Linked DNA regions of Homo sapiens: region 2 is linked to region 1. A link is a loop called in an ENCODE intact Hi-C map of the cell type or tissue named here. Cell type or tissue: CD14-positive monocyte. All regions are shown on one strand. Each heading gives the region's core, and the rest is flanking DNA. Links, peaks and the distances in the headings are about the cores only. Region 1 holds the start of LOC105376039 (a long non-coding RNA gene). Region 2 overlaps SHB (SH2 domain containing adaptor protein B).

What was found. Hi-C counts contacts between places; a loop is a spot of excess contacts. Peaks named below come from ENCODE experiments on the same cell type or tissue, not always from the same donor. Only the 100,000 strongest peaks of a DNase experiment are listed, where the experiment ranks them.
Region 2: it touches region 1 in a loop (3.0-fold over the local background); 4 of 110 quality-filtered maps call a loop at or near these places.

Annotation. Positions count from the first base shown.
Region 1 is chr9:38,073,722-38,090,924 of GRCh38, reverse strand. LOC105376039 (a long non-coding RNA gene) reads left to right here and starts at 16,286. Exons shown (of 4, transcript XR_007061483.1): 1 at 16,286-16,366; 2 at 16,504-16,615. RefSeq lists enhancers at 1,251-1,320, 2,663-2,712 and a silencer at 2,659-2,953. In CD14-positive monocyte, for the core only: no CTCF peak of the experiment used is centred there; a DNase peak (open chromatin) is centred at 11,364.
Region 2 is chr9:38,028,564-38,036,563 of GRCh38, reverse strand. The region is part of intron 1 of SHB (SH2 domain containing adaptor protein B); the gene reads left to right. Among named protein-coding and RNA genes, the nearest start is that of SHB, 37 kb to the left of the region's middle. RefSeq lists enhancers at 3,991-4,492, 5,923-6,422 and a silencer at 7,599-7,768. In CD14-positive monocyte, for the core only: no CTCF peak of the experiment used is centred there; a DNase peak (open chromatin) is centred at 533.

The sequences.
Region 1 (17,203 bases), core at 7,248-15,247:
CTAGTGTGGGAAACAGACTTACATGCAACTAAATGTAAACCAAAATAGGAAAATAAGCAAAACACAGTGGGCAAGAGGGCAGAGAGAAAGGAAGAAATGATTTGTTGGGGGAACGTCTTCTCAAAAACATGGCCTGTAAGCTGGACCTATAAGTCAGTGTAAGATTCAAGAAACTAAGATATAAAAAGCTGGAGGGAGCCTCTTCCTGGTGGAAGTTGAGCCTGGAAATGTGTACATACTCGGGAAATGAGAAGTGCTATGCCCCTGGGTTAGGGTTGCCAGAGAAAATGCAGGATGCCAAGTTTGAATTTCAAATAAATTTTCAGTACAAATATGTCCCAAATATACAAAAAAAAAAAAAACACTGCTTACCTAAAACTCAAATATAATATAACCGTGCATCCTATGTTTTTATTTGCTAATTCTGGCAGCCCTATCCTGGGGTGAGAATAAACCTGCTTTGAAACCTGCGACCTAGGTCGCAGTTCAGGGTTCCCCCCCCCGCCAACCCCATTTCTGGTTTGCTACCTTCATGAGTCATTTGGCATTCTTGACTCTGGGCTTCACGGGGACCTTTATGAACTGTCAGCAAATCACTTGGTGTCACTTTGTTATTAACGGTCACCGTCCCCATCCCCCAGGCAGAGATGAATGGAAAAATCTCAAATTTGTTCATCCTGTTGAAGGTCACTGTGTCTTCCGTTTTTATGTTGGCGTCTTTATTTCTGAGATCTTATCTCCTTTTTTTCCCCCTTTGAGATTCATTAACATCATGATGGGAAGGAATTCATTACCTTCATGGCTGTTGGGAAGAGAGGCAGGCAGGGGGGATCCAGCAGAATGGAGTGTCTGAAGCCTACAGCACTGGCTGTGAGGTGCAATGAGATAACCAGGTCTTCAGGGTGGGCCCAGAGCTGCTACAGGCTGGTGGCATTTTGTGCCAACTCTTGGGGCGTGTCTAGCTTCCACCCAGGCTGGGCCTTCCAGAGGTTATCAGCAGTGAGAGAAGCAGCTGCTAAACCTTCACCTACAGAAGAGTAGGCTGGGCAATCTGCAACCAAGTCAGAGGCTGAGGACATGAAAGGCAGTCCTCAGGACCCTCCCCTCATCCATAAAACATGCCATGCAGAGTCATTTCACCCCCCAGCATCCATTCACTGTTCCAGAAAGGTACACCTATTCATCTTTCTCAAAAATGTTTATGGAGAGGAATTATCAGCAAGAGAAAACAAATTCTCAGGCAAGATACTGCCCTTTGTGGGATATCTATTTCTGTAGAACCCTGACAATGGGGATGATGTCTGGTTTGACTGCGGTATGCCTGAGAGCACTGGGGAGAGACAAGCTTTAGGAAAATCCCTGGGGCTGGGGGGATTCTGCTACCCTGATGCCTGCCTATATGATGGCTTAGTTGAAAGACAGATGTTGAAATGAAGTTTCTGAGATTAAAGGAAAGTGAAAGGGGGTGTTCTTTACTTGTTGATACACTCAAAGCTTGCACAGGCTCTCAGGCCAGAAGACATGAGACAAAAACTAATAATGGTAAGAAATGACCCCCCACTTCAACTCAGCTGCCTCAAGCAGGAGGATTTTTCCCATCAGGTGCCACAGACAGAGGACAGAGGACCTACGAGCTTCTCAAGAGCCTCGAAAAATGTTTCATGCACTACAAAAATTCTCATTGACTCCAAGTTACAAAATGAAAATTCCACAGTCAAAATGTAATGAAATGCCCTGAAATTCTGTGTTACATCAACTCTATACATCGTTATACTTAGTATCTGTAAATTTTTTTATATTTGAAAAGAATTAGCAGATTCTTTCACTTCAAGGAATTCCTAACTATGCACAATGATTTCTAAGAAACCACAGCCATTGAAAATAAAATTAGCAAAATAATCCTCAAAGTAAAATTATTAAAATGCCCCCAAAAACTATTTTAGAGAAAATGAATTGCATTTCCAGTGGGATGTGGGGGCATTTTGGTGTGTGCTATGTCATGGGTCAGTGCATCTAGAAATTATACTGCTCAGCTTCTACAAAGGTCTGAACAATCCTGGTCCCAAAGGACCAGGGCCTCCTCAAAAGTTGTAAAGAAAGCAGGTGTACACAGGCAGAAGTGAGAAAGACATGGTCTTTGCAGCCAACTAACTGTTTTGTTCATGTCACTCAGAGACCATTGAAACTGAAAGGAACCCTGGTCATCATGGTGCCCAGTGCAAGGGTGGGGCTGGTCTCTCAGTCTCCAGACATCAAACTTATTTGGTAAGATGAGACACCTGAGGCTCAGAGAGGGAGAGGTCATCACCTAAGGACACACAGTACGAGCTTTCATCAGGGGCCATAGACACAGGATTGAGGAACTACAAGGTTAGAGATCAGACTCCAGACCCCTGCCTCCCAGACTCAGTCCTTGCCACTGTACTATGCCTGGGCTTCCTGCTTCCTTCTCCAGGACACTGAGTCATCCCCCATCCTTAGCAGAATATGTGGGTCACTGGACATTCACTTGCTGGTTTAATTTTGGAGATTCTAGCTCCTATTCTTAGATGTTTATCAATGTTTGCCATCCGTCTGTTCATCCTTGGGCTTTCCTAACCTTGGTCCAGGCACGCTGCTTCCTAGGCCTTCTGGTTGGAGGCCCACTTTATCCTGTGCAAATCACCTAGGCCAAGATTCCCCTTCCAGCCAGGGCTCAACTAGCGGACCAGCCAGCTGGCTGACCCCACAGCCACAGCAATATTTTGGCACCTGGACCATGCCCTCTCTCGCCCCCTTGTGGCCACTCGGAGAGGTGCACCACCTGGGACTCAGGGTCCACCCCATGTGTGCCAAGTGCATTTGAGCCAGCTTGATTATTATTTCTCAAAAGGCTTCCTTATTCCTGGATGACCGTTACTTGGGCAGCACTAACTCTTCTCCACTCCTGCTCTCCCATTTAATTGTCCATGGCAGCCTCAGACTCCCCGTTTGATTCATCAGTCCATCAACTCCCAAGGATTCTTGAGCACCAGTCAAAGGCGATCAATCTGTGGATGAGGATGCAGTCCATGGCGGGAAGTTACAGCCAATAAAGGGCAGCTGAAGCACTCATCAAAAATTTAATAATTTGTGGTTCAAATTAGACTGTGCCAAGAACTTCAAGAATTAAGAAATGGGGTAATGTAGCTGTGGAGGTCCCAGCGAGAAAATAATCAAATTGGTCTTTGGGAGACAGGAAGTCTTTTGAAAACAGAAGGAAAGGAAGAAGAGAATTCTGGAAGAAAACAAAACCCATGAGAAGCAATAACTAACAGCCTGAGCAACATGGGGAAACCCTGTCTACACCAAAGATACAAAAAATTAGCCGGGCGTCGTGGCATACACCTGTGGTCCCAGCTACTTTGGGGGCTGAGGCAAGAGGATCACTTCAGCCTGGGGAAGTCAAAGCTGCAGTGAGGCAAGATCATACCACTGCACTGCAGCCTGGGCAATAAAGTGAGACCCTGTCTCAAAAAATAAAATAAATTAAAAATAAGTAATAACTAAGGTAGAATTATGGTTTAAATAGTATTTCCAAGGAAAAAGATAAAATGGAGATGAACTTTTTTTTTTTTTTTTTTTTTTGAGATGGAGTCTCGCTCCTGTCATGCAGGCTGGAGTGCAGTGGTGCAATTTTGGCTCACTGCAACCTCCACCTCCCAGGTTCAAGCGATTTTCCTGCCTCAGCCTCCCGAGCAGCTGGGATTGCAGGTGTACACCACCACGCCCAGCTCATTTTTGTATTTTCAGTAGAGATGGGCTGGCCAGACTGGTCTCGAACTCCTGACCCCAGGTGATCTGCCCCCACCTTGGCCTCCCAAAGTGCTGGGATTACAAGCATGAGCCACCGCACCTGGCTGAACTCTTTCTTATTATCTTCTCTAGGTGCTCAGATTCCTTTGTTAGTTCTTTTTGCAAAGCACACACCACACTCTGACTCTGCAATGTTTACATGCTCTCCCTTCTGCTATTCATTAAGACCCTCTTGGCTGCAAGTAACAGAAATCTAACTGAAATTAGCTACAGTGAAAAAGAAATGTATGGATGGATATAACTGAGAAGGACATGGAGAACACTGCATAAAGTAAGCCTTCAAATCCAGGGCTGGCACAATATAATCAGTGTGCTCTCTTTTTCAGCTCTGTCTTTTGCTCTGCTTTTCACTGTTTGGGGGCCTCATTCTCTCCTCCCACAGCTGGGCTTCCTCTAAGTGTCAGGGATAATGGCTTCCAAGGCAACCAGTTTCACATCCTTCCAGCTGTGACCCTAAGAAATAGTAAGAAAATGTCTTCTCCACTTGTCTCCAAGGAAAGCCTTTCCTTGACCAGCACCCCACTTCTCTTCTCTCCCCTGGATCACAGGAGCTAGAAGCCTGGGAACTACATGTTCCAGAATCCCTGTCTTCAGAGTCCTGCATCGAAAAACACCCATGAGAAGCACTTGCCAAGATCTAGAAGGTAGAAAGAAGGCAGAAGCCAGATTTTTGCCCCTCTGGCAATGTCAAACTTTGGGCTTAGGCAGACATGGCATTTTCCAGCAGCTTCTAGGTACTTTCCTGAAAATCTCAGGCCTTGGGATTGGAGGCAACTGAGATCATCCCTAGTAGTTTTCCGAGTTCCTTCAAATTCCCTATCTGTGAAAGCTAGTGACAAAACCAGTGGCCTTCCTTGACCTTGGCTTGTCCAGACTGTCTTTTGAGTTTTGTTTGTCCAGATTTTCCAAGCACCTGATTGCCTTCATTAAATCCCTTTCCACATGGAAGGCCTAGAGTGGTTTCTGTTTGTGACTATACCCCAGGTGATTTATGCATGCACCTTGTGTGGGAGTATGGGGAATGAGGGAAGTCAGGGAGAAAATCCTAGGAGCCAAATCAAGAGCAAATAGTCGAAGAAATGTTCAGGTAGGGGACGAGGTAAGACCATGAAGGGTGCTGAGTGCCAGACAGACTCGATGTGCTGGGGAAAAAGGAAGCCAGGTGAATATGATGACAAGGGCCACATTTTAGGACAACCCATGGTGGCATGTATGGGACAGATAAGGATGAGGGCAACAGAAAGGAGGCAGTAGCAATAGAAGTGCCCTAGAATGGGGAAATGGGAAAGTACAGAAAAGGGTGTATTTGACAGGTGTGTTGGAAGAAAAAGCAGGATATTTTGGTATATTGTAATTAAGGACTTAATAGTGGCTGCCATTTATGAAGTTATGATTATGCATCAGGTGACGTGCTAGGTTCTTTACTTATATTTGTTATAATCCTGCAAGGCCAAAACCATCTATATTTACAAAGAGGAAAACCAGGTTCTAGGAATATTCTTTGATAGGCTCAAGGTCAATCGGCCAGGGACATGAGCCAGAACTTGAGCTCTCCTCTGCTGCCCTTCACAGCGTACATTCATCCCACCAAACTGGGCTGCTTTTTTTCCCACTCCGGGCCTTTTAACAACAAACAGCCACGCTCCATCCTCACCTGGTAAGAGGCAGTGGCAGATAATCAGAAGAGTAGAGCCTCTGTCCCCCTGACATGAAGCTCTTAAGAGGGAATGACCAGTCAAATCCAAATTGACAGATATTCTGTAAAACAACTGGCCTGATCTCCTTAAAAAACGTCAATGTTATAAAAGACCAAAAACAAAAAAGACTGAAATACTCTTTGAGATGAAAAGAGACTCAAGAGACTTGACAAGTAAATGCAGTAAGTGATCCTGGATTGAATCCTAAATAAAAAAAAAAATACTATAAGAAACATTTTGTAAACAATTGGGAAAATAAGCCAGATACCCGTTAAATGGTAATGTATTGATGTGAAATTTCCCAAGTGTAATCATTGTATTATGGTTCTGTGGGAAAATGCCCTTGTTCCTTGGAGATAAACTGAAATATTTAGAAGTAAATCAACACAATGTTCCCAAGTAATTCTCAGATGGATTAGCAAAATTAGTTAGGTAGCTGGGTAAGGTAGACAGAGAGAATGCAGATGTGGCAGAATGCTAACCATTAAAGGGTCCAGGGGGGTTACCATACAATCTTTCCATAGTCTGAAATTTTTCAAAATAAAAATGAGGGAAAAAACCTTAAATGTATCCATTGCCCCACCCCTGCAAGGGAGAGAAAGGAAAAAAGAGGAAGGCCTTTAAGTTGAACATGCCTGAGTTTGCAACAAAGCGTCTGCCACTTCCTAGCCGTGGGACCTCTGAGCCCTCAGCTGGAGAAGTGCGCAGTAATGCCAACCCACTGTGCTTCTGTGGGGGTGATGTCAGACACAATCGGTGTGAAGCCGGGAGCTCAGCATCTAGCACAGTGTTCTCACTGTTCATATTTGTTCTCTTCCCTTCCTCCTTCCTAATCCCCATTTCATCTGCAGAATCCATTCAACTGGGCACTGAGGGAGATTAGCTCAGGATAAATAAGAAAAACTATGGATCCTGCAGGGCACACAATGGAGACGTGACGCCCCTGCAGGGACACTGACTGCAGCCTGCCTGCCTACCTGTGATGCAGGCTGGCCAATCCTCTGAATGTCAGACTTTTGGCTGGGGACATCGACCAGCCAAAAGTCAAAAATGCCTCCATCCCAGATTTTGTCACCCACAATTTGCTGGTTAATATCACAGATGAGAACTCAGACACAAACCAGAGTTTCTCAAAGTGGGGTCCCTCAGCCCATTGGCAACAGAATCGGCTGTGGCTCAGATTCCTGAGCCCCACTCAGCTCTGTTGAGTCAGCTTCCCTGGAGTGGCCATGGGAGTGTCCATGCTAACACTGATGTCTATGTGGCTCCGAGGCACAGTCGAGTCTGAGTGCCCCTGACCTGCACTGTGGCTGTGGGAGATGTGCTACCTTATTGCAAAACTGGTCCACTGGAGGAGTAAATTCCTGTGGTGAGTGCCTAATAATAACATGCAAAGGCTATACCTACCACAAAAATGTCTGTCAATAGGAGCAAACAGAAATACAAATCGACTTGTACATAAAGATAAAACCGGGCCTGGCACGGTGGCTCATACCTGTAATTCCAACACTTTGGGAGGCCAAGGCGGGTGGATCACCTGAGGTCAGGAGTTCAAGACAAGCATGGCCAACATGGTGAAACCCCATCTCTACTAAATATACAAAAATTAGTCAGGTGTGGTGGTGGGCACCTGTAATCCCAGCCACTCGGGAGGCTGCAGCAGGAGAATCACTTGAACCCAGGAGGTGGAGGTTGCAGTGAGCCGAGATCGTGCCATTGCACTCCAGCCTGGGAAACAAGAGCGAAACTCCATCTCAAAAAAAAAAGAAAGATAAAAGCATGAGGCTTAGGAAGAAAGCAGTGCTTCTCTCTGGCCTGCGCCAGCTCCTGACTCAAAGTGTGCAAATGAGACACTGCCCAGCCTTGGAGTGAGGAGGTCCATAGTCTAGAGCCCCCAAACAATCATTGCATCTTAAGACTGAAAGGATCAGAGTGGGCTCGAAGGCCTGGGCAGAAGAAGCCCCTCCACCCACCACGACTCTGGAAAACCACAAAAACCAACAGTTCTCTCCTTCAGACATTTGCAATACGCAATGATTCTATAGTATCTTGTAAATCCTAAGAGATCCAGAAATCCTAATGAGGAGATGCTCACTTAGATTCTGCTCCAGATCTGCCAGTGCCTCTCTGCACTGTGCCCAGCAGCCTCAGAGGACTCTGTGGGGGTGGATGCTCTGTCGGATGCCACTTAGGTGAAGGAAGATGACAGCAGTCATCTGGGTTCCCTGAGGGCCCTGAAAGAGCTTGTTAGTGGATGTTTGGTTTGGAAGGTTACTGAGCTCCTTCCTCTCTCTTCCAGCCCAAGAGATCAGACCATTTGGCCAGGAACATTCCCTTCCAACTCTGAGAATCCTCCATGCCAAGCTAGCTCCTGCTCAGGGCAGGCATCTCCCCACAGGGTCTGAGCTATTTTAGGAGACTTGATATCCCGCACTCAGCCCTAGGGAGGGGAAGAAAAGGACAGACAATTGGGCGATATCCACCCCCATCCCCAGACTGAGAAAGATGACAGACGGCCATTTGCAACTTTAACTCTTTCTTGGCTCTGGCAAAGACCAATGCATCCCACTTAGCAAAGCCTCAGATGGCAGCATGGTAACCATTTCAATTCGAGAAAAAAAAATAACAAAGTGTAGTGGGAGAAAATTATGCATGGAAAGTGACTTTTAAAAATTGCCTTTAAATATTACAGCCAAAGTGAGAGGCTGGAAATTGCATCAGAACATTTTTTGGTGTGGTTTAACACTGAAGAAATCAACCACTTTCCCAACTGCAGGGCTTCAAGTAATATTTCATCTTTTCAGGAACACCCAAGTTTAGTTTGACAAAGAGGAAAATTGGATTAAACTCTTCAGATTTAGGGTGTTTTCCTGGCACCCTAGCACATAAAGTCACTCACAAGTAAACCCAGGTAAATTTAATCTTGGTGGTTTCAATGTTTAATGCCTTTATGTCCTTTTTTTTTTGAGACAGGGTCTCACTCTGTCACCCAGGCCAGGCTGGAGTGCAGTGGCACAATCATGGCTCACAGCAGCCTCGACCTCCTGGGCTCAAGCAATCCTCCCACCTCAGCCTCCCAAGTAGCTGGGACCACAGGCACACGTCACCATGCCTGGCTAATATTTTATTTTGTATTTTTTGTAGAGATGGGGTTTTGCCATGCTGCCCAGGCTGGTCTCGAACTCCCGGACTCAAGCAATCCACCCACCTTGGCCTCCCAAACTGCTAGGATTATAGGCGTGAGCCACAGTGCCTGGTATGTCTTTTGTTTCAATTGTTACCGTCAGTATACAAAGCCCAGGTCCAGGAGCTGGGTGGGTCTAACATCTGGACTTCTGTGCACAGACAGGATGCTCTGCAGGAAGATGTGGAAGGGAGGGAGAGATGGACACAGCCAGCAGGAGGAGAGTCTGCAATGATTCTACAAAGATAAAGGTGCCCTTTTACACATGGTGGTGTGGTTTAAGGCCGGAGGTAATAACTGAGATTTAAGAACTGTGACTCAGTGAATGTCTGTTGGATTCAATCCCATACACAGTCACTGGGGCTAACACTTGGCAGGCACTCGGCCACCCACCAGGGTGGGCAGAAGTAAATAATGCACAGCCCCTGCTGCCTGGTCTCCAGACCTCTCTCAAGAAGAGGAGGATCACACATCCTGGGCACCTGGTAATCCCAAAGCTAATCCCCCATAGAAGAAAACCTAAAGGTGCTGGTGGGCACGTAGTATTTAAGTCCTCCTCAGTTGCAGAAAAACACTGCTGTGTTCTTGATCACCACTTGCTTCTGAAGCAAAGCAAGCACAGCCTCAAGGTCTGACCGCCCACCCAGCCCTGCAGATATCCGCAGATATTCTCTCTCTGCCGGCACCCTTAGAACACGGGGACTCCTTGGCACCTGGCTGACCTGTGATGTCCTCTGACCAGGCCTGATTTCCTTTCTCCCCACGTTCACTTCCTCCTTGCCTACAAGCTCCACAGATCCTTCTGCCAGACCTTCAGGCTCTCTGACCCAGACCTTTCTGCCCCTACATGCCCCTGTGTACTTCTGACTCTTATGGGCCTAACTTGACCTATTGCCAATAAGCCCCAGGTTCCAGTGGTGGCCTTCAAGACGGCTATCAGTCTGAAGTTTGGGACTGAAAAAGCCACTGCACTCAGTGGATTTGCAGCCTCCATAATCTATGCTGCACTTGCCAGATGCAGGCAGTTTGACCATTAAGATGCATCGCTACAAAGCAATTCAACTCATTTGCTCTCTTAGCACCCACCTGTAGATCAGGGCCCTGCGTACACAGCCCCTTGAGTAAGGTCACCAGAGAAAATATACAGCATTCAGTTATACTTGGATTTCTGGTAAATAAATAAGAATTAGCTATAAGTATGTCCCAACTATTGCATGGATGTCCTTTGTTGTTGTTTTTGAGACAGAGTCTCCCTCTGTCACCCAAGCTAGAGTGCAGTGGCACAATCATGTCTCACTGCAGCCTCAACCTCCCAGGCTCAAGTGATCCTCCCATCTCAGCCTCTTGAATAGCTGGGACTACAGGCTTGCACAACCATGTCCAGCTAATTTTTTTATTTATTTATTTTTTTTTTTTTAGGAGTCTTGCTCTGTCGTCACCCAGGACAGAGTGCATGGTGCGATCTTGGCTCACTGCAACCTCCACCTCTGGGTTCAAGCGATTCTCCTGCCTCAGCCTCCCAAGTAGCTGGGGTTACAGATACCCACCACCACGCCTGGCTTATTTTTGTGTTTTTTTTTGTAAAGACAGGATTTCACCATGTTGGACAGGCTGGTCTTGAACTCCTGACCTCAAACAATCTGCCTGCCTCAGATTCCCAAAGTGCTGGGATTACAGGCATGAGCACCCAGCATAATTTTATTTTTTTGTAGAGACCAGGTCTCACTATGTTGCCCAGGGTGGTCTCCAATTGCTGGGCTCAAGCAATCCTCTTTGCCCTGGCTTTCCAAAGTGCTAGGCATGAGCCACCATGCCCAGCCTGTTTTGTTTTTTCTAAATATGGCAGCCCTATCCTAAGACACCTCTACTATCCTGAATGGAAAACAATGATCTGCCAGCTCCCGTTTTGCAAACAGGGAAACTGTAGCCCCAGAGATCACAGAGGATGTCAGGTAAGAACTCAGGAGTCTTGACCCCAGACTGGAACTCTTTGCTTCCATTACACTTAACTTCGCTAAAGGCATGTACCCTCTTGCTAGAGGTGACTGTTAGTCACCTGGAGGTGATTTCAAAGGGGTCACTGAGGTCATAATTTATGACCTCTCTGCTCCACCCCATCCTCACCTCCACCCCCCTTTCTATTGCTGTAGGTATTAACAGAAGCTATCCTGGGTTATGGCCATTCTGGGACCATATCATTAATGGCCACCTCAGGGAGGAAGTGGGCTGTAAGCGGCAGGGTCAGAGACAGCTGTGAGTGAGAGCCCATCATTGGGTAACACAAGGACAAGTGGGATTTGAAACAGGCAAACACCGGGCAAAGCATGTTGGGAGAGGCCCACTTAATTCACAGAGACACTTGGAATTAGCTGTAAATTCTCTGGGAAGAGATCAAGGCAGCGGCATAAACAGCTCAATTAAACTGTTGGCTCAATGCTCAGTGCGCGGTAATGGTCAAAACACAGACTTTAATCTAGATATAGAGGATTATTTCTCGACCCGTAATGAGATTCCTAAGATTAGTTGTACCTGATGTGGAGAGAACAGCAGCTGGCTCAGCGACACTGGGGACAGGCTTACATGTCAGCAGGACTGGGACTCACGTGGAAGCGGCTAACTGGATGCCACAACTTTCCTGGAGCCCCCTCCGGATGCCAGGAAGGCAGGGATGAGTCATGTTCTGCTTCCTCAATTTAAGAGATCTGGGAACAGAACCCCAGAATGCATGTGCTTCAAAAGTACAGCAAGTCAACACAGTATGGCTCTGGCATAAAAACAGACATATAGACCAACGGAAAGAATAGAGCCCAGAAATAAACCCGAGTATATATGGTCAACTAATTTTCAACATGGGCACCAAGAACACACAATGGGGAAAGGACAGTCTTTTCAATAAATGATATTGGGAAAATTGGATTTTCACATGGAAAATAATAAAATTGGACCCTGACCTTACACCAGACACAAAAATCAACTCAATATGAATCAAAGACCTAAATGAAAGACCCAAAGCTGTAAAACTCCTAGAAAAAAAACACGAAAGAAGAGCTCCTTGACACTGGCCTTGGCAATGATTTTTTTGGGGTATCACACCAAAAGCATAGACAATGAAAACAAAAATAAACAAGTGGAACTACATCAAGTTAAAAAGCTTCTGCATAACAAAGGAAACAATCAACAAAATGAATCGGCAGCCTAAAGATTGGGAGGAAACATTTGCAAACCACATATCTGATAAGGGATTAATATTTAAAAGATGTAAGAAACTCACACAACTCAATAGCAAAAGGGTTTTTTGTTTGTTTTGAGATGGAGTCTTGCTCTGTCACCCAGGCTGGAGTGCAGTGGCACGATCTCGGCTCACTGCAACCTCCACCTCCTGGATTCAAGCAATTCTGTGCCTCAGCCTCCTGAGTAGCTGGGATTACAGGCACCCACCACGCCCGGCTACTTTTTTGTATTTTTAGTAGAGATGGGGTTTCACCATCTTGGCCAAGCTGGTCTCGAACTCCTGACCTTGCGATCCACCTGCCTCGGCCTCCCAAAGTGCTGGGATTACAGGTGTGAGTCACCGCGCCTGGCTTTTCTTTTAATTATTAAATAACTCAATTAAAAAATGGGCAAAGGGCTGGGCGCAGTGGCTCATGCCTGTAATCGCAGCCGTTTGGTAAGCCAAAGCAGAACTCAGGATCACCTGAGTTCAGCATTCAAGACCAGCCTGGTCAACATGGTGAAACCTCGTCTCTATTAAAAATACAAAAATTAGCTGGGTGTGGTAGCAGGTGCCGTAATCCCAGCTACTTGGGAGGCCGAGGCAGGATAATTGCTTGAACCTGGGAAGCAGAGGTTGCAGTGAGCTGAGATTGCACCACTGCACTCCAGCCTGGGTGACAAAGCATGACTCCATCTCCAAAAAAAAAAAAAAAAAAAAAAAAAAAATTAAATTAAAATGGGCAAAAGGACCTAAATGGACATTTCTCCCAACAAAGACATATAAAATAGCCATGATATATAGGAAAGGTGCTCAACATCACTAATCAACAGGGAAATGCAAATTAAAACCACAATGAGATACCACCTCCCACCTCTTAGGAGGGCTGTTATCAAAGAGACAAGAGATAACAAGTGTAGGTGAGGGTGTGGAGAAAAGGGAACCTCTGCACACTGTTGATGGGAATGTAAATTAGTGCAGGCATTATGGAAAACAGTATGGAGTTTCCTCAAAAAAATTAAAACTAGAACTGCCATATGACCCAGTAAACTCTCTTCTGGGTATATACCCAAAGAAAATGAAATCAGCATCTCATAGAGATGGTGAACTTCCATTGCAGCAGCTTTCACAATAGCCAAGATACAGAATTAACCTAACATTCACTCAATGGGTGAATGGGTTAAAAAATTGTGGTGGATACTCCATTTACTCTGATGTGATTATTACACATTGCATGCCTGTATTGAAATATCTCATATACCCCATAAATACATACACTTACTATGTACCCATTAAAATTAAAAATATGCTGAGTGCAGTGGCTCACGCCTATAATCCCAGCACTTTGGGAGGCCAAGGTGGGCAGATCACTTGAGCCTAGGAGTTCGAAACAAGCCTGGACAACATGGCAAAAACTTTACAAAAGTCTCTACAAAAAACTTAAAAAGTTGGCCAGGCATGGTGGCACACAACTGTAGTCCCAGCTACGCAGGAGGCTGAGGTGAGAGGATCACTTCAGGCTGGGAGGTTGTGGCTGCAGTGAGCCAAGATCATGCCACTGTACTCCAGCCTGGGTGACAGAGCGAGACCCTGCCTCAAAAATAAATAAATTTTAAAAAAATGATGTACACACAATGGGACACTATCCAGCTTTAGAAAAGGAGATACTGCCATTTGTAATGACATGGATTAATCTGGAAGATGTTCCACTAAATAAGTCAGATACAGAAAGACAAATACTGTTTGACCTCGCTTGTATGTAGAATCTGTTTTTAGAAAGTTGAATACATAGAAACAGAGGGGAATGGTGGTTACCAGAAGAGGGGAGAGGACAAGATGGGGGAGAATGGGGAGATATAGGTCAACGCGTACAGATACGTAGAAAAAATAAGTCTAGAGCTGTAATGTACAGCATGAGGACTCGTTAATAATATTGCGTTGGATACTGGGTATTTGCCAAGAGAATAGATCTTAGGTGCTCTTACTGTGTCCTGAAATTGGTGGGTTCTTGGTCTCACTGACTTCAAGAATGAAGCCGCGGACTCTCGCGGTGAATGTTACGGTTCTTAAAGACGGTGTGTTCAGAGTTTGTTCCTTCTGATGTTCGGATGTGTTGGGAGTTTCTTCCTTCTGGTGGGTTCTTAGTCTCACTGACTTCAAAAATGAAGCCGCGGACCCTCGCGGTGAGTGTTACAGTTCTTAAAGGTGGTGTGTCCAGAGTTTCTTCCTTCTGGTGGGTTCGTGGTCTCGCTGGCTCAGGAGTGAAGCTGCAGACCTTCGCGGTGAGTGTTACAGGTCTTAGCGGCTCGTCTGGAGTTCTTCGTTCCTCCTGGTGGGTTTGTGGTCTCACTGGTTTACAGGAGTGAACCTGCAGACCTTCACAGTGAGTGTTACAGCTCATAAGTGCAGTGTGGACCCAGTGAGCAGCAGCAAGATTTATTGCAAAGAGCCAAAGAACAAAGCTTCCACAGAAGGAAAAGGGACCCCACCAGGTTACTACTGCTAGCTCGGGCAGCCTGCTTTTATTCTCTTATCTGGCCCCACCCACATCCTGCTGATTGGTCCATTTTACAGAGAGCGGATTGGTCCATTTTACAGAGAGCTGATTGGTCCGTTTTGACACGGTGCTGATTGGTGCCTTTACAATCCCTGAGCTAGACACAAAAGTTATCCACCTCCCCCTTAGATTAGCTAGATACAGAGTGTCCACACAAAGGTTCTCCATGTCGCCACCAGAGTAGCTAGATACAGTGTCAATTGGTGCATTCACAAACCCTGAGCTAGACACAGGGTGCTGATTGGTGTCTTTACAAACCTTGAGCTAGATACAGAGTGCCAATTGGTGTATTAACAATCCCTGAGCTAGACATAAAGGTTCTCCAAGTCCCCACCAGATTAGCTAGATACAGCGTGTCAATTGGTGCAATCACAAACCCTGAACTAGACACAGGGTGCTGATTGGTGTGTTTAGAAACCTTAAGCTAGATACAGAGTGCCGATTGGTGTATTTACAATCCCTTAGCTAGACATAAAGGTTCTCCAAGTCCCCACCAGAGTAGCTAGATACAGAGTGTCAATTGATGCATTCACAAACCCTGAACTAGACACAGGGTGCTGATTGGTGTGTTTAGAAACCTTGAGCTAGATACAGAGTGCCGATTGGTGTATTTACAATCCCTTAGCTAGACATAAAGGTTCCCCACCAGACTCAGGAGCCCAGTTGGCTTCACACAGTGGATCCTGTCCCGGGGCTGCAGGTGGAGCTGCCTGCCAGTCCCACGCCGTGTGCCCACACTCCTCAGCCCTTGGGTGGTCGATGGGACTGGGCGCCGTGGAGCAGGGGGCGGCACTCCTCAGGGAGGCTAGGGTGGCGCAGGAGCCTACGGCCGCAGGGGGAGGCTCAGCCATGGCGGGCTGCAGGTCGGGAGCCCTGCCCTGCGGGGAGGCAGCTAAGGCCCGGCGAGAAGTCGAGCACAGCAGCTGCTGGCCCAGGTGCTAAGCCCGGGTCGGCGGGGCCGGCTGGCTGCTCCGAGTGCAGGGCCCGCTGACCCCACGCCCACCCGGAACTCGCGCTGGCCCGCAAGCGCCACGCGCAGCCCCGGTTCCCGCCCACGCCTCTCCTTCCACACCTCCCCGCAAGCTGAGGGAGCCGGAGCCGGCTCTGGCCTCAGCCAACCCAGGAAGGGGCTCCCACAGTGCAGCGGCGGGCTGAAGGGCTCCTCAAGTGCCGCCAAAGTGGGAGCCCAGGCAGAGGAGGCGCCGAGAGCGAGGGAGGGCTGCGAGGACTGCCAGCACGCTGTCACCTCTCATTACCACACACACAAAAAGGTCACTATGTGAGATGATAGGTTAACTTGCTTAATTTGACCGTAAAAATTATTTCACTATGTATATGTATATCAAGACATCATGTTATACATCTTACATATATATATTTTAAACCATAGTAAGTCTGACATGCTCCTACCTCCAGGCCAAGGCTAGCAAGCTGAAGTGGACGGAGATGTCCAGCTGTTACCTTCTGCTCTTCCACCCTCCACGATATCAATTGCTTCCATCCACTCATGCATTCAATAAATAGTTATCATGTGCCTACTATGACTACAGGCACTGTTCTGGACACTGGAGGTATGCAGTGAACAAAAGGGCAAAGATCTCTTTCCCGCTGTGGGGCAAGACAAAGAATAAACAAGAAATATATGTAAAATATACAGTAGGTGAAATGAGGAAGAGAGTTATCGGGAAAATAAAATGAGGAAGAGGGATGGCAAGTGTTGAGCAGGGACCGCAGTTCTAGACACTGTGCCCAGGGGAGGCCTCACTGAGCATGTGACATTTAAATAAAGTCCTGAAGGAAGGCACAAGTGTGCCTAGAGGCTTCAAAGAACAGCAAAGAGGCAGCCTGGCTGCAGCAGGAGAGAGAGGACAGCATAACAGGAGGTTAGGAGTTTAAGGGGACCAAGTCATATAAGGCCTTACGGGCTACTGTAAGAATTTTGGCATTTCCTGTTAGGAAAATCAGGATTCCAGGGGGGATGTGAAGAGAGGAAAGACATAATCACACCCATTTTTAACAGGATCACTGGCTGCTGGGGTGAGATGGAAGCAGGGAAGATGGATAAGAGACTCCCACAATAATCCAGGCAAGAGATGAAGGAGTCTTGGTCCAGGATGGTAACAGTGGAGGGGGTGAGTAGTGGCCAGATTCTGCATATACTTTGCCGACGGGCTGGGTAAAGTAGGAATGAACTAAGGGGTCATGGATGACAGAAGTTTTTGCTTTAGATCTTTACTGAGTTCTAATAACTCCCAAATCTACACCTCCAGTCCAGACTTGTGCCCTGACCCTCACAGCTGTTTATACAGGTAGCTAATGCCAAGTCAACCACCTTCTCCTTCCTGCAGTATCACCTTTCACTGGGAAGTGGTTGGTCACCACTCACTAAGTAGCCCAAAGGCAAAGACTTGAGAGTCAGGCAGAGTCTGTCCTCTAAAATGACTTAACACCCTTTCACTACTTCAACGTTATTTATTCATTCAACAAAAGTACTGAGTGCCTTCTGTGCATTAACTACTGTTCTCTGCACCATTTTCTGGTTCCTTAACATTCCTTTAACTGCTCTGCCTACTTTCTGTCTCTCCCCAAGAAATACAACTTCCACACTGCTTCCCAAATAATCTTTATAAAATGTAGAAAACATAAGGTAATTAATTTCCTTGCTCAAAGACCTTCAATGGCTCCCTATTGCCTACAAGATAAAAAATTCTCCTGAGTTT
Region 2 (8,000 bases), core at 1-8,000, 47 kb after region 1:
CATCGCCGCCAGTGGCCACCCAGCCTCAGCCAAGCTCTTGCAACATTCCCAAGGGCTCTGGGGGTTCCTTGTGCCCAAGTCCTGCGTGGGCAGAGCTCTAGGCAGGCGGCACGTTTTGGCAAGTCTTTAGTGGTGTCATTGGTAAAGAGTTTGCTGTGGCTGCGCTTGTTAGGACTGAAGAAATACAGTTTTTACAGCCCTAACTTTTGTTCCTCCCAGATGCTAATAAACTGTTAGCAATTTTGGTTAAAATGTGGCTGTTTTAGAAATTCATTCCCCTGTTAGTTCTACCTCGTTGAGGTTTGGTCTGGAGAGAGGGCAGTGCCCCATGCGTTAGAGTGGGTCGGGGCGAATGTGGCTGGTGTTTCTCTGGGGTCTTCACCTTATGGGGCAGCAGGGCTTGAGCAAGAAGGCCTGGTATCCCAAGCTCTGGAACAGGAGTTTGGGCCTGTCTGTGCCTGGGTGCTGCAGGGAGAAGATCTTGGGCTCAGATTCTTTGCCTCTTGACTCACTGTATGACCTTGAGCGAGTCACTTCCCCTCGCTGGGTTTGGGAAATCACTGGGGATAATGCTGAGGTTTTGCACGCGCCTGTTTCTGCTGGAGACCAGAGAGTGATTCTCAGTCTTGGATGGATTGTATCCAAGCTCCTAGGGGAGCTTTTAGAAATACTAATCCCAGGCCCCACCTTGGGCCACTTAAATCAGAATTTCTGGGGGCCAAACTTAGGCATGGTGCATTGTAAAAGCTCCCCAGGAGTTTTTCTGATGTGCAGCTATGTTGAGAATCACTGGACTAAACCAGGAGTACTGTATGACCCTCAGGAACCTAAAATATTTTCTATATGGTAATTTACAGGAGAGGGTTGCTGACCTCTCCCTAGATTATCCACTCATGGAAGGTAGACACTGACTGAGCTTTGTCCTTCTGTCCCCAAGACCTACCCCACCGTGGGCATTGCTGAACTTCAGGATGTGATTCTGTGCTTCTCCCATGGCACCCAACCTTTCACATGCCACTGGGGAAAGAGGTGGAGAACCTCTCTCACTGAGCAGCCTGTGAAAGTGAGAGGGAGGGATGCAGTTTTATAAGGTTGGAGCAACCCCTTCAACACTGGCTCCCCTATCCCCAGTCCTATGCTTCAGGGTACCATAAAAATCTCAGGAGGACTATAGAGTTTCTAGTGGCAAAGGATCTCAGTCTAGGTCCTCCTTGCCAAGTGCTCAACCCGCTTCTGCTTGGAGGTCCCCTGTGACAGGGAGCTCACTACCTCCCCAAATACTCTGTTATACTTTGAATAGCTCTGTCTGATCATTCTTCCTGAAATTGAGTTGAAATCTTTTTGAGAACTTCTACTGGTTGGTTCTCATTCTGTTCTCTGATCCCACAGAACACGCCTGCATCCTGTGCCAGGGGTTGACCACTGTCTTGCATGCCCCCAACAGATACCCCTGAATCTTCTCTAGTAGATACCCCTCGGTCCCTTCAATTATGCCCATGAGACGTGGGGGAGAGTCTGGGCTCTTTATCATCCTGGTGACCGCTCCTTAATTAAAGTACAAGGCCCAGGCCGGATGGGGTGGCTCATGCCTGTAATCCCAGCACTTTGGGAGGCCGAGGTGGGCAGATCACCTGAGGCCAGGAGTTCTAGACCAGCCTGACCAACATGGTGAAACACCATCTCTGCTAAAAATACAAAAAATAGCCAGGCATGGTGGTGCACACCTGTAATCCCAGCTACTCTGGAGGCTGAGGCAGGAGAATCACTTGAACCCGGGAGGCAGAGGTTGCAGTGAGCTGAGATCGCACCACTGCACTCCAGCCTGGGTGGCAGAGCGAGACTGCGTCTCAATAAAACAAACAAATGAACAAACCAAAAACATGAAGTACTAGAGAAGATTCAGGGGTATCTGTTGGGGGCATGCAAGACAGTGGTCAACCCCTGGCACAGGATGCAGGCGTGTTCTGTGGGATCAGAGGACAGAATGAGAACCAACCAGTAGAAGTTCTCAAAAAGATTTCAACTCAATTTCAGGAAGAATGATCAGACAGAGCTATTCAAAGTATAACAGAGTATTTGGGGAGGTAGTGAGCTCCCTGCCACAGGGGACCTCCCAAAGAGCTGGACGTGATTCTCCATTGGTCCTTTGGTTGTACAGAGTAGAGGGAGACAGTCTCCTCTCTCATGGTGGATCATAACATCATTATCACTGTCCTTGCAGCCTGTGGTCAGGTTGGCTGTGGGAAGCTGTGTTAGACCACATGAGCACTGCATCACTTTAGTAAAGGTCCCAGGCAGTGGAGGCCTCTGAATTCTTGCATACAGGTGGCAAGTTATTACATTATTTCTTCCTCCTGTCTACCTGCAGTTGGTTTTATGAGGGGCGTTAGTACACTTCCCAAAGGGCTTGCCCGCAGGGTGAGAGGTGCACATTGAACTCCCTCACCAGGCAGATGGGAAGTGTGGCCATGAGAGAGAGCTTCAGGGGCCCTGGGTTTATGACATCGCTGGGCCAGGAATGAGGTTAATATTTTTAATGGCGAAGGGTGAGCCCCGTTATTACCCGAGCTCATTCATCAATGGCAGAACCCGTTTCACCTGTTAAGTGCCCTCGGTGTGGGTAATTCATGAATGGGAATCCAATTTTCTTTTTAAAACCCAAGCCACCTCCCCCTTCTTAAATCCAGGAGGTGGTGCTGGGGGGGTGTCAGGATTTTACAGCAGTTTTTTCCTGGGTAGGAAAGGCTGTGGACAGCTTTGAGGGCCTTTCCTGCCTTACTCACCAAGCAGGCCTGCGTGAGCCAGTCCATAAGACTGAGAGTTATGGAGAGGCTGGGGCTGCAACAGCTCTAGTTGTGGGACCCAGGATAGATGGGAAACTCGGGACCACCTGTTTTATCCTGTTGCCCACTGATCAGAGGATGGGCATAACAAAAATATGGGGAGGGGGAGTGTAACGAGACCACTCAGGTGGACCCTCTCCAAGCCCTTCCGAAATGATTGGTCAACTAGGGCATTGGATTAATTTTAATTTTTATTTTTTGTGGAGGCAGGGTCTCCCTATATTGTCCAGGCTGGTCTCGAACTCGCGGGCTCAAGTGATCTTCCCAAATTCTACCAGCATGAGCCACCGCACCAGCTGGGGTATTGGTTTAAATGTCTCCAAGGAGTACATTTTTCTGGGATCTGTGGGTTGGAAGGGCCCCCTCCCCGAATTGGCTGGCCCCAGTCACTGGTGTTATCCCTGATAAATGGGCATGATCATGGGGCACCCATAGAGGTGATGGGGTGCTCACTTTTATCTTAGGAAAGCATAGGCTTTAAATTATTCCCAGATGCCCCATTGGAGCCAGCACCTGCTTTGAGGGTGATTGCAGGCTAACCATGCTGACCCTGAGGGCCGCCTCATCTCCTTAGATCGTCCAGTCCTCACTGCATTGTGGATGCTTGGTTTTCTAATTCAGCTGGTCTCACCCTAACCAGATGAAAATGGAACCACTTCTACCATAAAATTCCATTTTCTTGCTGGTTCTGATGAGAAAAATCAGGTTTTCTTTACAGTCATGTTTGAAAATAACAACAGCCAGCATATTTTAGCACTTAGTACTTAGTGCATACTGGGCCCAGTACCAGGGCTCACTCTTTCTAGAGAAGCAGGTTTTCCTTCTGGCTGTCATTCCCTCCTCTGCCTGGCACGGGTATGCTTCCATGTGCAGAGGTTTGGTGTTGGGGTCCGGGGCCTCTCCATGGGGACAACTTCAAAACAACGCTGGTGCTCATTCTGTGTAACTTGAAGACAAGGACTGTGCCACGCTGCACTGGCTTTGGTATGTGGGGAAGTAGGATCCCCCAGGCAGGAGGGATACGGCTGGTACAGGGTGGAGGGAGAGGAGAGCTGGAAGCCAGGCTTCAAAGGCTGCAGGCGGAAGCACTGCTTCCCCAGGTGTGGCCCGGGCAGGGCAGGTTGCAGGTGTGCCGGAGTCACAGGGCAGCTGAGGAAGGGGAAGGGAGACTTCCAGCACTCAGCTGACTTAAGGGAGTTGTCAGGTGGCCTTTGCTCACGGTTGGCGCAACTGAGCCAAGCTGGCAAAGCTGCTGCTTCTTCCTGTCAAACTTCCCTTCAGAGATCTCTTCCTGTTGCCCAGAAGGAGCCTGGACTTAGAAACTCATACAACAGGCTGTAGGTAGCCCAGGAGAGCCAGAGCTTTGGGGTGACGCTGGCCTGGGTTGAAACCTGCGTAGCCTTCTGTGCTCTGAGGCCTTGGCAGGGTTCCTAGACATTTCTGAGCTTCGGTTTTCTCATCTGAAAATGAGGTGATTAGGAAGGATGAAATACGATGATGTACGTGAAAGCACAGAGCCAAGAGCCTGGCTTGTAGAGAAGGTGCTCTCTAGGCGGTGCCCCCTCTGTAAGCATCGTCCCTTAGCCTCCTGCCTGTTCTAGTCCTCTAGAACACTCAGGCGCTTGGAGGGTCTGGTCCGAGGTTCTCGGGCCCTGGCACTGGAGGATCCCAGGCTCTGGGACTCAGCCCCCATGAGTCCTGCCCGGTCCCAGGTCTTCACAGAGAAGTGGGTGAAGAGAGAAAGCTGGGTGGTAGGTTGAGGTGTCTTGTGATAGCCAAGTTATCAGCAAGGGGCCTGCCTCCCCTTGATTTACTCATCAGCAGTGGATCAAAGTTTGCTCTTTTGAAATGGGTAAGTCTGGGATTCAGTTCAAGATACCTTTGCCTCCCTTTCAGGATAGAATGTTTCCAGTGGCAGGTGATTTATGACTTTGCATTTGGAAGGAGATTTTACAATGTGCATTAATAAATAAGGGCCATTCTGGGCCCGATTCATACAGCCGTTGTCAAGTGCTGTGTTGGTGTTTCATGGAAACCAGCTCCCGTGATGGTCTCAGATGTCCCCTTAAAGCGGAAGGGACACAGGGTGGGAAGAGGGTCTGGAAAAGTCAGTGCTCTTAAGCAATAACATGCACACCAGACCATTGACATCATAGGAAGGCTTGGTTTCTAAAGTAATACTAAAAGGACTGAAACACTCACCTGGGGTAATGCTTCCCTAGAAAGCATGGTGATCTCCAATGAAATTAGAAAAATGGACGGTTAGGGGTTTCTTATGAAGCTAAACTTACTCACCTTAAAGGACTATGCTTTATTCTCAATTTCCTTTTTACCTTTTTACTGTTAAATTGTTATTGTCTTTATCTTTTTTCGTTTGATTTTGTTTTGTTTTGTTTTTTGAGACATAGTCTCTCGCTCTGTCACCAGGCTAGAGTGCAGTGGCGAGATCTCGGCTCACTGCAACCTCTGCCTCCCGGGTTCAAGCGATTCTCCTGCCTCAGTCTCCCAAGTAGCTGGGATTACAAGCACACACCACCACGCCCAGCTAATTTTTGTATTTTTAGTAGAGACGGGGTTTCACCATGGTTGGCCATGATGGTCTCTATCTCCTGACCTCGTGATGCTCCCACCTTGGCTTCCCAAAGTGCTGGGGTTAAAGGCATGAGCCACCATGCCCAGCCCTTTCCTTCATAAAATGTGGGTGAAGACAGATGGCGGTTGGGTTCTTTTAGTGTGCGTGATCTTGTCTTTCCCCCCTTTTTTTTTTGTATAATTTTTTTGTATAGTAGTCCATGAAATCCAGGATTCTGGCCCTAACAACCCACTCTACCCATTCTACAGATGGGGAAATTGAGGAGCTGATAGAATGACTTAGCTAATGGTGCCCTGCTGGCAAGAGGAGGGGATTACAGTCTGGGCCTCAAGCTCCCCATGGAAACTTCTGGATGTTGGTGTTTGGGGAGGGGTCATCACGATCAGCTACATAATTTGCAGGGCCCATCCCACAAAAAATAAGAATGTGAGGCCCCTCATTTAAAAATTATTAAGAATTTCCAAATGGTGATGGCAGGCTGTTAAACCAAGTGCAGGGGCCTTTTGCGACTGCACAGGCCACTCACCTGTGAAGCTAGCCCTGGAAACTATAAACATCAGTCCCTGATATACTGGCATTTAAAAATAAGAACCTAATGTTCTTAACCCCAGAAATAAAGTGCATTGGGCCCGGCCTCTTAAAATCCCCGTTATGCCTGACTTAGAGCATTTCCTCTGCTCTCTGCAGCCCTTTGTGAGGAAGCTTGAGGTTAGAGAAAGCAGCAAGTGGGAGGAATCGCAGCAGTGAGGCCTCTTATATACCTGGAGGAAAGAGGTGGGCAGGTGGTGTTTATCTGGGCTCATTTTGCTGTGTCGTCTACAGAGTGTGCGCTCTGGGGGCTCAACATCTCTGAGGGGGGAAGTTGTACATGGTCCAGGACTAATGGATCTGGGGTCCCCTGCCCCAGGCCAGACCTGTGTGGGCTTGGTTGGGTGGGCAGTTGCTCTCTGACTGGGAGCAGCAGCTGGTGTGATAGCTGGGTCCAGCCAGATAGCTGGTTCCATTGGCCACAGCTGCTGGTCATGCCCTCACTGGACTTTGTGGTTTAGGGCAGACTGCAGCCCTTCTCCCTTTCCCCACTGGCTGTGAGAGTACACCCACATCCATCTCGCAGTGATGTGGAGAAAACCAGTTGCAATGCATGCTGTTGTGCTGAAGCATATGGGAGTGTGGGCATACTTGCTTGTGTACACGCATGCACGTGTACATCTAGGTGCAGGGGCAGATGCTGTGCAAATGTGTACACATTTACTTATTTATCAAATACTTCAGCAGTGCTTACCATGCATATTGGTCTAAGCATTTGACAAATACTAACTCATTTAAATCTCATAGCAGGCCGGGTGTGGTGGCTCACACCTGTAATCCCAGCACTTTTGGAGGCTGAGGCAGGCGTATCACTTGAGGTCAGGAGTTCGAGAGCAGCCTGGCCAACATGGTGAAACCCTGTCTGTACTAAAAATACAAAGATTAGCTGGACGTGGTGGCGTGTGCCTGTAATCCCAGCTACTCGGGAGGCAGAGGTGAGAGAATTGCTTGAACCAGGGGATGGAGGTTGCAGTGAGCCTAGATCACGCCATTGCACTTCACCCTGGGCAACAGAGCGAGATTCCATCTAAAAAATAAACAAATTAAAAAAAAAAATCTCATAGCAACCCCATGAGGGTAGGTCTTGGTATTATTCTCATTTTATAAATGAGGAAATGGAAGCACAGAGAGATCAAGTATGTCATGTAAGTTGCCCAAAGTCATGCAGCCAGAAAATGGGCAAGCACTTGAGTAAAACCTTGCTTGTCTATACTGTTGTATGAATTGTCCCTTATTGGTAGGACTTCTGGCTTTGCCCTGGAGAGAAATGGCCCCATAGACCCTCTGTAGATTAATTTGCTCATTGACTCCCCCAGCATTTACTCACACCCCTTTATGCCAGGCTGGGGCTGGGCAGAGTTGATTGGACCACTTGGTGTTGAAAGCTTTGGGCCTGGTGGAGATTTCAAGGCAAAGGCTGTGGTGGACTAGAATCATTTACATGTTTACAAATAGGCTTCTGGCTAGGATGCAGTAAGGGGTCCAGGGCCATGAAGGGAAAGCTCCAGGAGCAAGGAGGGTTCCCTGGGCCTGGGAAGCTCGGTGGTCCTGTATCCACTTGTCCATGCCCTGGCCCTGGAGGGCTTGATCACAGAGGAGCAGCAGGCAAGGTGCCCCCTCACCCTCACCCTACCACCCCGTGGAATGGCAGGTGACCAGGGAGGCAGAGAGCATGCATCTGTGTGCTGTATTTCATTTCTTTCTGGTCCTTTTTCTATGGATATAAACACATTTCTTTGATGTTATATTTTAGAAAAATGGAATCCTTTTATAAGTACTGTTTTGAGACCTGATTTTGTCAATTGCTGAGATGCCAGAAAGGATTTTGTTTTAATGAATAAATAGACTCCTTAACTTCTTTCACTGGCTGTTAGTATGTCTCCTCAGCTAACTCAGCCTGCGCTGGAGCTGGCCTTGCCGGGTTAGAGGTGCCACAGGCCTTCTGGCTGGAGTTCCTCTTCGCAATTCTGGTGTGG